Regions from separate parts of the Homo sapiens genome. Here region 2 is linked to region 1. A link is a contact called in ENCODE Hi-C or POLR2A ChIA-PET data. All regions are on one chromosome and are shown on one strand. Each heading gives the region's core, a stretch centred on a gene start or an enhancer-like site at or near the end of the contact. The rest is flanking DNA. Distances are from core to core; before and after follow the strand shown.

The links. Hi-C counts contacts between places; a loop is a spot of excess contacts on that map. ChIA-PET counts read pairs that join two places held with the same protein, here RNA polymerase II (POLR2A). Pooled maps may share reads with other maps.
Region 2: a loop to region 1 is called in a pooled map, with 5 times the contacts of the local background. The contact joins the enhancer-like site here to the promoter of MIR4280HG in region 1. A Hi-C loop is called at or near these places in 1 of 168 maps with a recorded cell type or tissue (naive thymus-derived CD4-positive, alpha-beta T cell), 9 of 37 single-sample maps with no recorded cell type and 14 of 50 pooled maps. POLR2A ChIA-PET finds 5 or more read pairs at or near these places in 3 of 52 experiments (RWPE1, activated CD4-positive, alpha-beta memory T cell and activated T-cell).

Annotation. Positions count from the first base shown.
Region 1 is chr5:87,119,270-87,125,794 of GRCh38, forward strand. MIR4280HG (MIR4280 host gene) reads right to left here and starts at 2,926. Exons shown (of 2, transcript NR_186582.1): 1 at 2,552-2,926. It overlaps LOC101929380 (a long non-coding RNA gene), which reads left to right and starts at 879. Exons shown (of 4, transcript NR_105018.1): 1 at 879-925.
Region 2 is chr5:87,016,559-87,023,083 of GRCh38, forward strand. No RefSeq gene overlaps it. Among named protein-coding and RNA genes, the nearest start is that of MIR4280, 95 kb to the right of the region's middle. RefSeq lists enhancers at 3,713-3,772, 3,803-3,922. Within about 2 kb of position 3,718, at least 12 of the 41 ENCODE cell types and tissues checked have a DNase peak (open chromatin) inside an H3K27ac peak, as active enhancers do.

The sequences.
Region 1 (6,525 bases), core at 1,676-4,175:
TGAAGTTTGTGAATGCAGAGAAATGAGGGAAAGATAACCAGTAAGTGGACAACACTAGAAAGACTGGCCAGAGAGGTACAGAGGACGGAGATTTCTTTCAAGTGGAAAGGGAAGGAGTGGTTTCAAGGAGGATGTGGTATTTAAGTTGGCTTCACTATATATTATATTTTATGTAATGTGAGTGACACAAGCGTGGGAAAGTGAGAAATAGGAGAGAAAAAAGAGAGAGAGCGAGGAACATGGAAAAGCATGGGGAAGAGAAGAAAGTCGTTTTACAGCCTATGTTCAATAAACAAACGACACAGTGATCACAGTCAGACACAGCAGCTTCTCTGAAGCCCTCTCCTCTCTCAAATATTCCACAAATTACAATCTTCTATTTCTAGAGATTCATTTCTAGGGAACTAAGCAAAGCTCTCAATAGGGGTATATATTTGGTCTATACTAGTTACTAGAAACTCAGTATCAGTTGACTTACATGACTGAGAAGGCAGGGACTAAGATACAAAGTATGCAGGTGAGTGTGGATAGGGCAGGGCACCAAGTTGTGCATAGAAGCCCCACTTGGGAGGCACTGCTGGGAAAGACATCCTAGGTGGGGAAGTGGAGCATGGGTGGAGCTTGGTGGGCAAGGGTGGGCAACACGGACACTAGCTTATATGGTTTGGCTCTACGTCCCCACCCAAATTTCATCTTGTAGCTCCCATAATTCCCACGTGTTGTGGGAAGGACCCAGTAGGAGATAACTGAATCATGGGGTGGGTCTTCCCTTGCTGTTCTCGTAAGTCTCACGAGATCTGACAGTTTTAAAAACGGGAGAGAGAGCACAAGTCCTCTCTCTCTTTTCCTGCCGCCATCCACCTAAGATGTGACTTGCTCCTTGCCTTCCACCATGATTGTGAGGCCTCCCCAGCCATGTGGAAATGTAAGTCCATTAAACCTCTTTCTTTTGTAAATTGCCCAGTATCTGGTATGTCTTTATCAGCACCATGAAAATGGACTAATACACTAGCTGTGTCACACACAAGAGTAAGAATATGATAAAGTGCCCATTTTTTGCTACATGACTATTTTGCTCAGAGCCATCCAGGAAAGAAAGAAAATAAGAAAGGGAATTGAGGTTATGGAATGCCAAAATAAAAAGACCATGAAGGCAGGAAGTTTGTCTAATTTGTGCTTGCTTTATCCCAGAGCTCAGAACAGTGCCTGACACTCAAATAGGTTTTAAGCATATGAACAAATGCCTACCTGGTGATAGGCCTTGTGCTTGGGACTTTACCTGCATTAGCTCATTTAAGTCTCACACATCAACACAGATGAGGAAATCGAGATACAAAGAGTAAGTGTCTTGCCCTAGGTCATCCAGCCAATGAACAGCAGTGCCAGAATTCAAATCCTAGCCTAATTGACTAAAGCCAGTGCTATTAACCACCATGAAATGCTTCTTCACTAGACAGGAAACCAGACGATGACTATAGCATACAGTAATCTGAGTTTGGCACAACTCACTGTGATGATAGCATCATTCAGATACAAACTGGAGGAACCAGTTTTAAAGAAGGGTGAGGGGATGCAGAATATTAAGGGAAGCTGAGTGGTCAGGCTGACTCTATGTTATGGTATCAAATTTGGCTTGCCTGAATTTTAATTAGGACAAGAAATATTTCAAAGCACAAATGAGAAGTTATTTTCATCTCTGCTTCTCTCTTTAATTCAGAGTTCTCTAGAAGAAAAACAGGAAATGTTCCTATATTAAGCAAGTGGTATCAAAATCTATCATATCAGTATTGAAAAGCACCAGGTAATTTCTTAGATTCAGAAACCTCAATTTATCCCTAATGAAATACTAAGAAGGCTGCAATAACCAATTACTCAGAAACATTTTGGTGTTTCTTTGGCTGACTTAAACTGAATTATTTCTATATCCAACTGTTTCTATTAGTCATCACAAACTCAAAGACATTAGTTTATTCTGGTACTTTAAAAAATAATACACAATAGAAAAACAAAAACATAGGATGAATAAATGGGAGGAAATATATATCAATTAGTACCATTCATTTTTTATTCATTACTATGGTATTGAAGGACTTTGGCAGGTGACATTGTATATCCAGGCTACTAAGTCTATTTCTGAATGTTTCTACTGCATACCAGAGAAGAGTGAGGCAACAGAGACCAAACTGCCAGCCTTGGACCAGCTAGTAAAGAACGGAAATGAGTCATCCATTTTTCACCCACACTCTTGAAACTAAACCTGAAAAGGAAAAAAAGTTTGATACAAAATAGAACTTGTTTATTCCCCTATCCACATTTGCTAGAACAGTGCCTAGCATAAATGTTTATGGAATAGATGGTTTAATAAATATTTGTTGAATGAATAAACAAGTGAATTTTTTTTTTCTATTTTTCCCTCAAGCTACGAATATGCAGGAAGGCAAGAAAAAGAGAATAATGCTGATTGCCCACAGAACTCGTTTGCTGAGACTACAGACAGTTTTGTAGTCAAGATCCGCTTAGACAAGTAATAGGCATTTTAAACTTAACATACCTGGAGTAGAACTTCTAATTTCCTCCCTTATAAATTGTTCTCCCCCAGTCTTCTCTCAGTAAATGCATTTCCACTTCACGAGCAGCTCAAGGCAAAATCCTAGGGGAGATGCTTGATTCCTCTCTTCCCCTTGTTCTCTATATCCAAACCCTCAATATGTAGACCCTACTCCCAGAGTGTATCCAGAATCTAATTACTATTTCCAGTACTACCATGCTAATCTCACCACCATTGTCAAACACCTGCACTACCACAAAAACCTCTAACTTGTCTCTCCTCTTCTAAGTTTGCCCCTCTGCAATTTAATCTTCATCCAGATGAAAATGTGATCATTTTGAATCATGCATATTCTTTCCTTTCTCTCCTTATAATGCTGAAATCGCTTCCTGTTGTACTTAGAACAAAAGTCCAATCTGTCTCCTCTCTATCACTCTGACCTCATCTTCTGCAACACTGTCCCTTCTGTTGTCACCATGCTGGTGTTCTTTTTTCTTTTTGAACATACCATGCTCTTTCCCATCTCAAGGACTTTGCACTTGCTGTTTCTCTGTATGGAATGCCTTTTCTCCAAATCTTGACGTGGTGGAGTCCTCATCATTCAGGTTTTAGCACAAATACCTCCTTATCTAGGATGCCTTCCCTGACTAAAGCTGACCCTCTCTGCAACATCCACACACAAGGTACATTCTATCACATCACCCTGTTTTATTTTCGTCTTAGAACTTAACACTATCTGAAATTAGTTGATAAATATGTGTGCTTACTTCATTCATCTGTGTCTCCCAATGAGGATGTAATTTTGAAAAAGTAAGAATCTTATTAGTCTTGTTCTTCGTTACATCTCTTGGACTACAGTGAATATTTATTGAAAGAATGAATGTTTTCTGAAAGTCCTTGAGCAGTTTTTGTGGTTGGTTTTGATACTTTGTTGAGTGTTAATTGTTCATTATGTCATTATGTTAAAGGTCTCTGCAATTAGGATACAAAGTATAATTGAGACTGAGTCATTTTCTATTGGTTTTAGAGCAGAATCTGACAGTCCTCTCTTGGGAAAACACTTTTAAACTGCCACTATATCACAGAACCAATTCTGACATATCTATATCAAAAACTAATTTCCTCAATTCTGTGTGTATGGCATCCAAATTTTTTTTCTAAATATTACCTACATTTGGCATGGTCATCATAGCTAAATGATTATTTCAACCACACTTTTTCTGCTGCTTCTCTACCTTCCTTTTCATTTTTACATATATTGGTGATTTCCTAAATGTAAATGGTTGAGTTTAAATGCCAGCAGGGGGTAAAAAAAAGAAATTCTTTGCAAAGGTAGAGAGATTTGTTACTCAGCCAAGTGCTTCTTCAGTAGCTAAGTTCTCATTAGAAAGCTAACTTTTCAGAGTAGCTCAGAGGTGTCATTTAGAATTATTTCATTTTACCAAGCTAGCATGAAATCTCATGACACCCTGAGGCTACTTGTCCTGGAGTGTCACAAAATGACACTCTGTCCCAATCACCACTAAATAATATTAACTCCTAAGCCTGATCTTCAAAGTCTAAGAATACAGCCCACATACATCCAAGGAGAGGGTTTTTTTTCCTAAAAATGATTTTAAATGGTTTTTAGCTTATTGCAATAACCTAGCCTTCATATTTAAATTAGTTGCATTAGAGAGCTATTTGTCATTGCAAACAAAGCTGCATTTGTAGCTTTGGATTCATTTTACAGTACCCGTCATTTGTCCACCTGGCCTTCTACTTGTACACAAATCACAGCATAACTCTGACAAGATATGGTTGTTTTATTTGATTGTTTTAAGTTTTTAAGTTGGAGAGAAGGATCATAACATAACCTAAAAAGGAAGTATATAAATCCTAAAGAAGAAAAATTAAAAGATTTAGATATCCAAGAAAAAATAAAAATTAAAAAGAATCACAGCTATTCAAAAAACAATTCTTCAAAAATAAGAGTTAATAAAATAAGAATTTAAAAGCAATATCATATGTGATACAGAAAACTTGACTATATTATTCATTTTCCAATTCTGTTCAAATGCTAAGTTTTGCAATAACTTACTAATATGAGAAACAAGTGGGCACTAAAGCAACACTGAGATTATTCATTTATACTAGATAATGAAGTAGCAATGTCAAAAATTTCAAGTTACCAGTTAGAGGAGTCTTAAATGGCACTTGCTCCAAGACATGTCTTATTACTTAACATGAGAAATATGAAGACAGAAGACAATAGAGCAGCTTCAAGAACTTTTAAATCTATTTTGAAAAAACACATGTAAAGCCACATAGCCTAAGTGACAAATTAGTGCAAGAGATACTAAATTTTTGAGAGTGTGAACAAAAACTTTATATTACTTTTCCAACCTAAAATATTATTCAATAAAAACTCTATATGAAGTGTACCTTGCTCAATGTCTATCAATATTAATATTTTTAAAAATTAAAAACAGCAACCTTTATTTAGGAATTTATCCTATAAATATGCATCCACCTGGGTACAAAGATAAATAGTTTTAAATGCTGACTGCTGAAAATGTTCATCACTGAAAAGCATGGAAACAGCCTAGATTTCTGACAATAACATACTGAATACACTAAATATATTTATCCAAATAATGTAATACTCTGTAGTAATTTTTAAAGTGAATTAGAATTATAATTTATTGTTATCAAATGTCTAAGAAATACTAAGTTTAAAAGTAAGTTGTCAAACTAAGTATAATTTATTAATCTAAGGATATGTAAAGGTAAATGGTTTTTTATACATAATGGATCATTAAATTTGGCTTATTTTACTGTGAATGCATAGAATGTTTCTGGAAGACACATCTGAAATTAATGTCAGTTATATCCGGGGAGGAACCTATGAGACAAGCAATCAAGGGAGAAAAAAAGTTATTTTCATTATATCACTTTTTTTTAATAATTTAGACTTTTGATCAGGGCACGCATTTGTTTATCAAAAGAAAATGTAAAATATAATGGATAGAAAATTTTAAAATACTGTCTGTATCTTCCTCGTTCATTAAAAAACCCCGATTTCAGTATGATCCAAACTGAGTAGTTGTGACAACTTCTCATTTGAGAATAGAAGTTTATTTGATGGCTTCTTAAAAATTTACTGAACTTTGAAAAAAGTAATTATTGTAACAATGTCTCCCTAAACCGTGCTTTTTCCTGAGCATGACCAGTTTTGTTTTATTGAATTTTGTACATACATACAGATGTGGTGATATAATGGAATTTATTTTTCTTGGAAAGAAACATATATTGAAACAAGGCCATGGTTGACAATGTCTTAGCATTAATTGATTTTTTTCTTATGGTTTCTAACCATATCCTCTACCGAAATATTTTCTACAGTTTCTGTATCTTATAAGTTTCTTTTTAAGGGAGTAATGATTTTCAAACACTCAAATATTATTTATAATAATCAAATAGTTATATGTTAAGAAAGCAAAAATTAAAACCTAAAGAAGTGTTAGCCATTATTATGATACATTGAATAATATTTTTTCATGTTATTATGGCTGAGTTCTGGCTGTGAGAATAAGCCACAGCTGCTTTCTTCAGACACTAAAGAAAAAAAGTATCTAAAGAAAAAAATGTAGTGATTACACATTGATTCAGAGTTTAGTTAATGAAGTGGTTAAAAGGAAACATCATCTGAGAAATATTCTACTTTAATAATATTTTCACAAACAATAAATACTGTATTTATTTGCAAACATTAAAAGCAAAGCTAAAGGGAAAAATAAAAAATTGAACTAATCTAGGCAACTGACTTTCAGACAAATATTTGTAATGACATTTCCTGAGGCTATACCTATTTAAACTAAGTTATTCAGTGTTGGCGGTATAGTGGCCTTCCAATAAATTATTCAAACAATTCAAGTATTTTTAAAATCTCTGTTTTTTTGAATAGCCAGTGAATAAAATTTAAAGCATTTGAGCTT
Region 2 (6,525 bases), core at 2,468-4,967, 100 kb before region 1:
TTTTTCACTGTAAAAAGAGAAAGAAGAAGGAAAAAGTTAAAAAATATTAAGGATGCGTTAAAGGTGTGATTGCATCAAATTTGGACTTTTTCCTTGGCATATTTTCAGGGAATTAGAAGAGAATTGACCAAGGGAATTATTTCCTTGGTTTGAAACTTATTTGTTGAAACAACTAAAATCATCCAGGGGAGCTGGGCATGGTGGCTCATGCCTGTAATCCCAGCAGTTTTGGAGGCCAAGATGGGATAATCACTTGAGGCCAGGAGTTTGAAACCAGCATTGGGCAACATATTGAGATGCCCCTCCCCACCTAAAAAGAAAATTAAAAATTAGCAGCGCGTGGTGGTTCATGCCTGTCCTCCCAGCTACTCTGGAGGCTAAGGCAAGAGGATCACTTTAGCCCAGGAGTCCAAGTCTGCAGTGAGCTATGATCATGCCACTACACTCTAGCCTGGGTGACAGAGCAAGACTATGTTTCTTAAAAAGAATTATATAAATAAATTCATCCAGAGAACTACCAGTGTGCATGTCTCACACTCTGGGAAACAGTCATCTAGTGATCTCCCTTTTCCTGAACTTCTACAACTTTTGTCACATGTGCATCCCATGCATTCTGCACACAAAATATATCTTTGGTATTTTTTTTATTTTGGTGTTTTTAACTAACCTTAAACACTGCTTAAGAGCTAAGTCAACTAATTTTTTACTATTCCAAACTACTTATTAGGGCATGTTACACATTAAAATGTCCCTCAGTATTTGTTCATGAAGTGGTTGTACACCTAGCTTTCCAACATGCATGGAGGGCACATAAACATATTATTAGTTATGCTTGAAGTAGCCTCATGTTATATTCTGTTTCATAAGCAGATTTATTTTTCAAGGCAGCATATGTTCCAAAAGCCACTAAAATACACATGTTTGCTCAAATAAAGCTGACAATTTGATAGATTTAAGAAATGAATTTTAAGTCTCTACTCCACAGAATTATGACATATACCCCATCCAAATCCCTAGTTTGTTTGAGATTGTGTGTGATTTACTCTACATCTTACATCTACTGGCTGTCTTTCATGGCATTTGACTTATTTGAGTCTTTGCAACCTTTTTTCTGTGAACACATCTTCTGCAGTAATTATATTTTTAAATTTTCCATAATCAATACTATTGAGATATAATTTATATAAAGGAAAAAGTACCAGACAACTAGTATGTAGAACATTTTCGGTACCCAAAAAAAGTTTTTTTCTTAATCTCTTGCTGTCAGTTATCCCACCCTACAAAACCATTGATAATGGGATTGCTGGGTCAAATGGTATTTCTGTCTTTAGGTCTTTGAGGAATCACCACACGGTCTTCCACAATGGTTGAACTAATTTACGCTCCCACCAACAGTGTGTAAGCTTCCTTTTTCTCTGCAACCTCACCAGCATCTGTTACTTTTTGACTTTTTAGTAATACCATCTCACACCAGTCAGTGGCTATCTCATTGTGGTGTTGATTTGCATTTCCCTAATGATCAGTGATGTTGAGCTTTTTCTCGTATGATTTTTGGCAGCATGTATGTCTTCTTTTGAGAAGTGTCTGTTCATGTCATTTGCCCACTTTTTAATGGGATTGTTTGGTTTTTCTCTTGTAAATGTGTTTAAGTTCCTTATAGATGCTGGATATTAGGCCTTTGTCAGATGCATAGTTTGCAAAAATTTTCTCCCATTCTGTAGGTTGTCTGTTTACTCTGTTGATAGTTTCTTTTGCATTGCAGAAGCTCTTTAGTTTAATTAGATCCCGTTTGTCAGTGTTTGCTTTTGTTGCAATTGCTTTTGGCGTCTTTGTCATGAAATCATTGCCCATGCCTATGTCCTGAATGGTATTGCATACGTGGTCATCCAGGCTTTTTATAGATTTTGGGTTTTACATTTAAATCTTTAATCCTTCTTGAGTTAATTTTTGTATATGATGTAAGAAAGGGGTCCAGTTTCAATCTTCTGCCTATGGCTAGCCAGTTATCCCACTTGCAGCAGAAACTGATGGGTATGTGCTTGATCTTTCTTTACTGGAAGAGACTCTCTGTTGTCTCAGGCAGTGGTTTGGTCTGTGAAATGCCCAGTTCCCTGAGTTCCATGCAGGCCCAGGAATGGGGGACAAAGATGAGTAGATCTAGGTCCACAGTGTGTGTGGTGGGGGGTGTGGGATGAGGGTCACCTTGCTGTACCAGCCCCACCTCTATCCTGGGGCTTGTCACTTTCAGTTCAGATGGACACTGTCATTGATCTCGAGGCTGCCATGCAGCTGAGGGTCACGGAAAATACCTGTACCGTTGCTTTCCAACAGATTGGCCTCAGGAAAGACCTTTTCCCTCAGCGCAACATAGATAGCTTTGCAGCTCGTCTGATTAGCATTCCTGCAGCCGCTCCATGTAGAGAGGGAGAAGGGCCCTGCCCACTCTGTAAGCCCAGCCCAGTGGGCACACCACCCATGGGGTTGCAGTGCCCATTATAGCCTTGGAATGGCCATCCACAGGTGCAACTGTACCAACCTCCCATAAGAATAGCCAAGGCTGCCGGGCGCGGTGGCTCATGCTTGTAATTCCAGCACTTTGGGAGGCCGAGGCGGGTGGATCACGAGGTCAGGAGATCGAGACCACGGTGAATCCCCGTCTCTACTAAAAATACAAAAAATTAGCCGAGCGTGGTGGCGGGCGCCTGTAGTCCCAGCTACTCGGAGAGGCTGAGGCAGGAGAATGGCGTTAACCCGGGAGGCGGAGGTTGTAGTGAGCCGAGATCGCGCCACTGCACTCCAGCCTGGGCGACAGAGCGAGACTCCGTCTCAAAAAAGAAAGAAAGAAAAGAAAAAGAAAAGAAAAGAAAAGGAAAGAGAGAGAGAGAGAGAGAGAGAGAGAGAGAGAGAGAGAGAGAGAGAAAAGAAAAGAAAAGAAAAGAAAAGAAAAGAAAAAAGAGAGAATAGCCAAGGCTATGTGTGCAGCAGTGGGTGGGGGAAGCTGGGAGGAGAAGTCCCCCTCTTATATCTGTTTCTGAGCACGGGTGCCACCTGGCCACTGAGATAAAACCATGATCCTCCCATACAGAGCCCAGAGCTGCACCTGCATCTGTGCTGGGAGGTATGAAATCACTTTCAGCTCCCAAGCAAGTAGCTTTAGAGCACAGGAGAGTGCCACCCTAATCTCCTTTGTCCCAAGGGGTGCTTTGTTGTGCTGTACTCTTCCTCCCCCAGGGACAATCTGCTTTAATTGTTAGACCTCCAGGAATTCTGCAGCTCCCCTGAATCCTGTCAGCCTTTTGTGGTTGTCAGAATTGAGCACAGTCTGAGCACATTCTGGTGAATGTCTGTTCAGGATTGAGTGATGCAAAAATAGAAAGCCTAAGACTGCCCGGGCAGGACAGAGTCCCACGATGGGTGGGACCAGTCTCAGCTCAAGTCTGGAGAGAGGGCAAGTAACCCTGCAGGGGTGGGAGCAGGTACACCAAATGCCTGGAGGCAAAAATGCCTGGAGATATAACCAGGCAAGGAGTAGAGAAGCCACCTCTGCACAGGAAGGGAGGGGTGGCCCATGTTCCCAATCCAGTCTGTGGAGAGGGAACCACCTCCCTCCCTCTCCTCAGAACCGGTAGGGCTCACTCCCTCAACTGACTAAGGTGACTAAGGCAGCAGGCTGGGGCACCCAACAATGTCACACACAGACTAGTCCCAGGTCACAAAGCTGTTTCTGGCTGCAAATCTCACTGCCTGGGAGAAACTGCAGCTTCAGCAAGTCTCCTCCCACTTCCGTCCTGTGATGTGAGAGAGCCCAGTTCCAGCTGCAATGGCTGGAGCACACCCCATACTCATTCTGGTCTCCTTCTGCAAACCAAGTACTCCAATCTCTGGCCAGAGACTAAAATGCCTGCAGCAGCCACCACTGCCAGCTTATCAAATAATGACTGACTTAGTATGAGCCCAGATTGAAAACAGAATCTTCCTCTCAGCCCTAGGTCTGGGAAATGCCTGCAGCTTTTTCCAGTGTCCTTTTTCTCTCTCAGTCTCCCAGACTCTCCCCAAGTTAGCTTCAGGGTTTGGGAGAAACAAGTTGCTCTCCCATAGCCTGGGTTACATAAACAGCCAGTGGAAAGGTGAGTGACAGAAGAAAACTCCCCCTCTCACATATCGGGGCTTCACACACTTTCCTCAGCCAAACACTGCCACACAGGCTGCTTGCCTACCTTCTCTTTCCCAAGTGTCTGAAGTATCCTTCACTTTTTTGGTGAATTCTTAATATTTCTTCTTGAATAAATCCTCACAGTGTTAATTTAGATGCACGATTTTGCTATTTCCAAGTAGACAAGGTATGCTAAAAGCCTTTAATCCACCATCTTGGGGTAAAATTCCTGATATTGGCAATTGAGTTCCTTTCAGGTTTTTTTCTTGATAAATATAGGTAAAGACTTACCAATTTCACTTATTTGTCCAGAAACCAAGTTTTGGCTTCATTAATTTTCTCTAATATTTTGCTGCTGTTAATTTCATTGATTCATTCCTTTATTTTTATTGTTTCTTCTTACTTTTGAGTTAATTTGATTTTTGTTTTGTGATTTCTTTTAAATATTTTTTAGGACAACAGAAATTTATGATCTCACAGTTTTGGAGGCTATAAGTCCAAAATAAAGGTGTCAGCAGTGTTGCACTCCCTCTGAAGGTTCTAAAGAAGCATTTTTCTTTGACATCTAATTTCTGATGACTCCTGCAGTCACTCCAATCTCTGCCTTGGTGGTCACATAGCTCTCTTCCTTCTGTATGTCTCCCTGTCTCTGTTTTCAAATATCTTTCTCCTTTCTCTGATAAAGATCCCAGTCTTTGGGTGACATCCTAATCCAGATAACCTCATCTTGAGTTGATAACATCTGCAAAGACCCTATTTGCAGACCTACATTCAGAAGTACCATAAGTTAGGACTTCAACATGTCTTTCATGGACACAATTCAACCCGCCATACTATTAAATAGGGAGGGATTTGACTCAGTTGTAACAGAAACATTATCTATTCACAGAAATCTGGCAGTAGAGTCAGTGGCAGATGTCGACATCTTTTTTTTTTTTTTTTATTTCAGTAGTTTTTTTTTATTTCAGTAGTTTTTTTTTATTTCAGTAGTTTTTTTTTTTTTTGGAAAACAGGTGGTTTTTGGTTACATAGATAAGTTCTTTAGTGGTAATTTCTGATATTTTGGTGCACCTGTCACCTGAGCAGTGTAAACTATACATAATGTACGGTCTTTTATCCCTCACCCTCCTCCCAACCTTCCTTTTGAGTCCCTAAAGTCCATTATACCATTATTATGCCTTTGCATTCATATAGCTTAGCTCCCACTTATAAGTGAGAACACATGATATTTGGGTTTCCATTCCTGAGTTACCTCACTTAGAATAATGGTCTCCAACTCCATCCAGATTGCTGCAAATGACATTATTTTGTTCCTTTTCATGGCTGAGTAGTATTCTATATTGTATATATACCACATTTTCTTTATCTACTCATTGGTTGATGGGCATTTAGGCTGGTTCCATATTTGTGCAATTGCAAATTGTGCTGCTATAAACATGCATCTGCAAGTGTCGTTTTCATATAATAACTTCTTTCCTCTAGGTAGATACCCAGTAGTGGCATTATAGTAGGTAGCTAGGGACAGGCATGAGCATGGCAGGAGAGGGCTCCCCCAAACCCCACCAGGAACGTCAAGTGACAATCAGGTGATGGTCAGGCAGTTGTTAACCATCTCTCGAAAATAATTGGTCACAGCCAGCACCAGGAAAAGGCAGTCTCCCTATAGATAGAAAAAACCTGAAACTGGTGATGAGCAGCTCTCCAATAAGATCTCAGGAGTTGGGTGAGTGGGCTTGAGCATGTGCAATAAGAGGCAAAATGGTGGAGTTTACTGTATATGACTCAGAGACATTCCACCAATAAGGGAAGAACACCTCAAGTGAGCATGCATTCGACTCCAGTAAACACGCTGCACATGCTCACCTCTCAAGTGCTAGCAGGCCACTGCACATGCGGGCAGCCCGCCCCAAGGGAAGAATCAGGGAAAAAGAAACAGAAGACCCTGGAAGTATGCCAACATATAAAACCCTAAGTCAAAAAGTCAAACCGTGCACTTGTCTTTCTAGTCACTTTTTTGGCCCTCTTCCAAGTATACTTTCTTTCCTTTTGTTCCTGCTCTAAAGCTTTTTAATAAACTTTTGCTCGTGCTCTAAAACTTGCATCAGTCTCTCCTTCTGCCTTATGCTGCTCAGTCAAATTCTTTCTTCTGAGGAGGCAAGAACTGAGGTTGCTGCAGATCCATACAGATTTGACACTGCTAACACTGGAATTGATGAGTCAAATGGTAGTTCTACTTTTAGTTCTTTAAGGAATCAACATACTGTTTTCCATAGTGGTTATACTAGTTTACATTCCCACCAGCAGTGTAAAAGTTATTTTCACAATATGGATTCTACCCATACATGAGCATGGGATGTGTTCCCTCCACACCA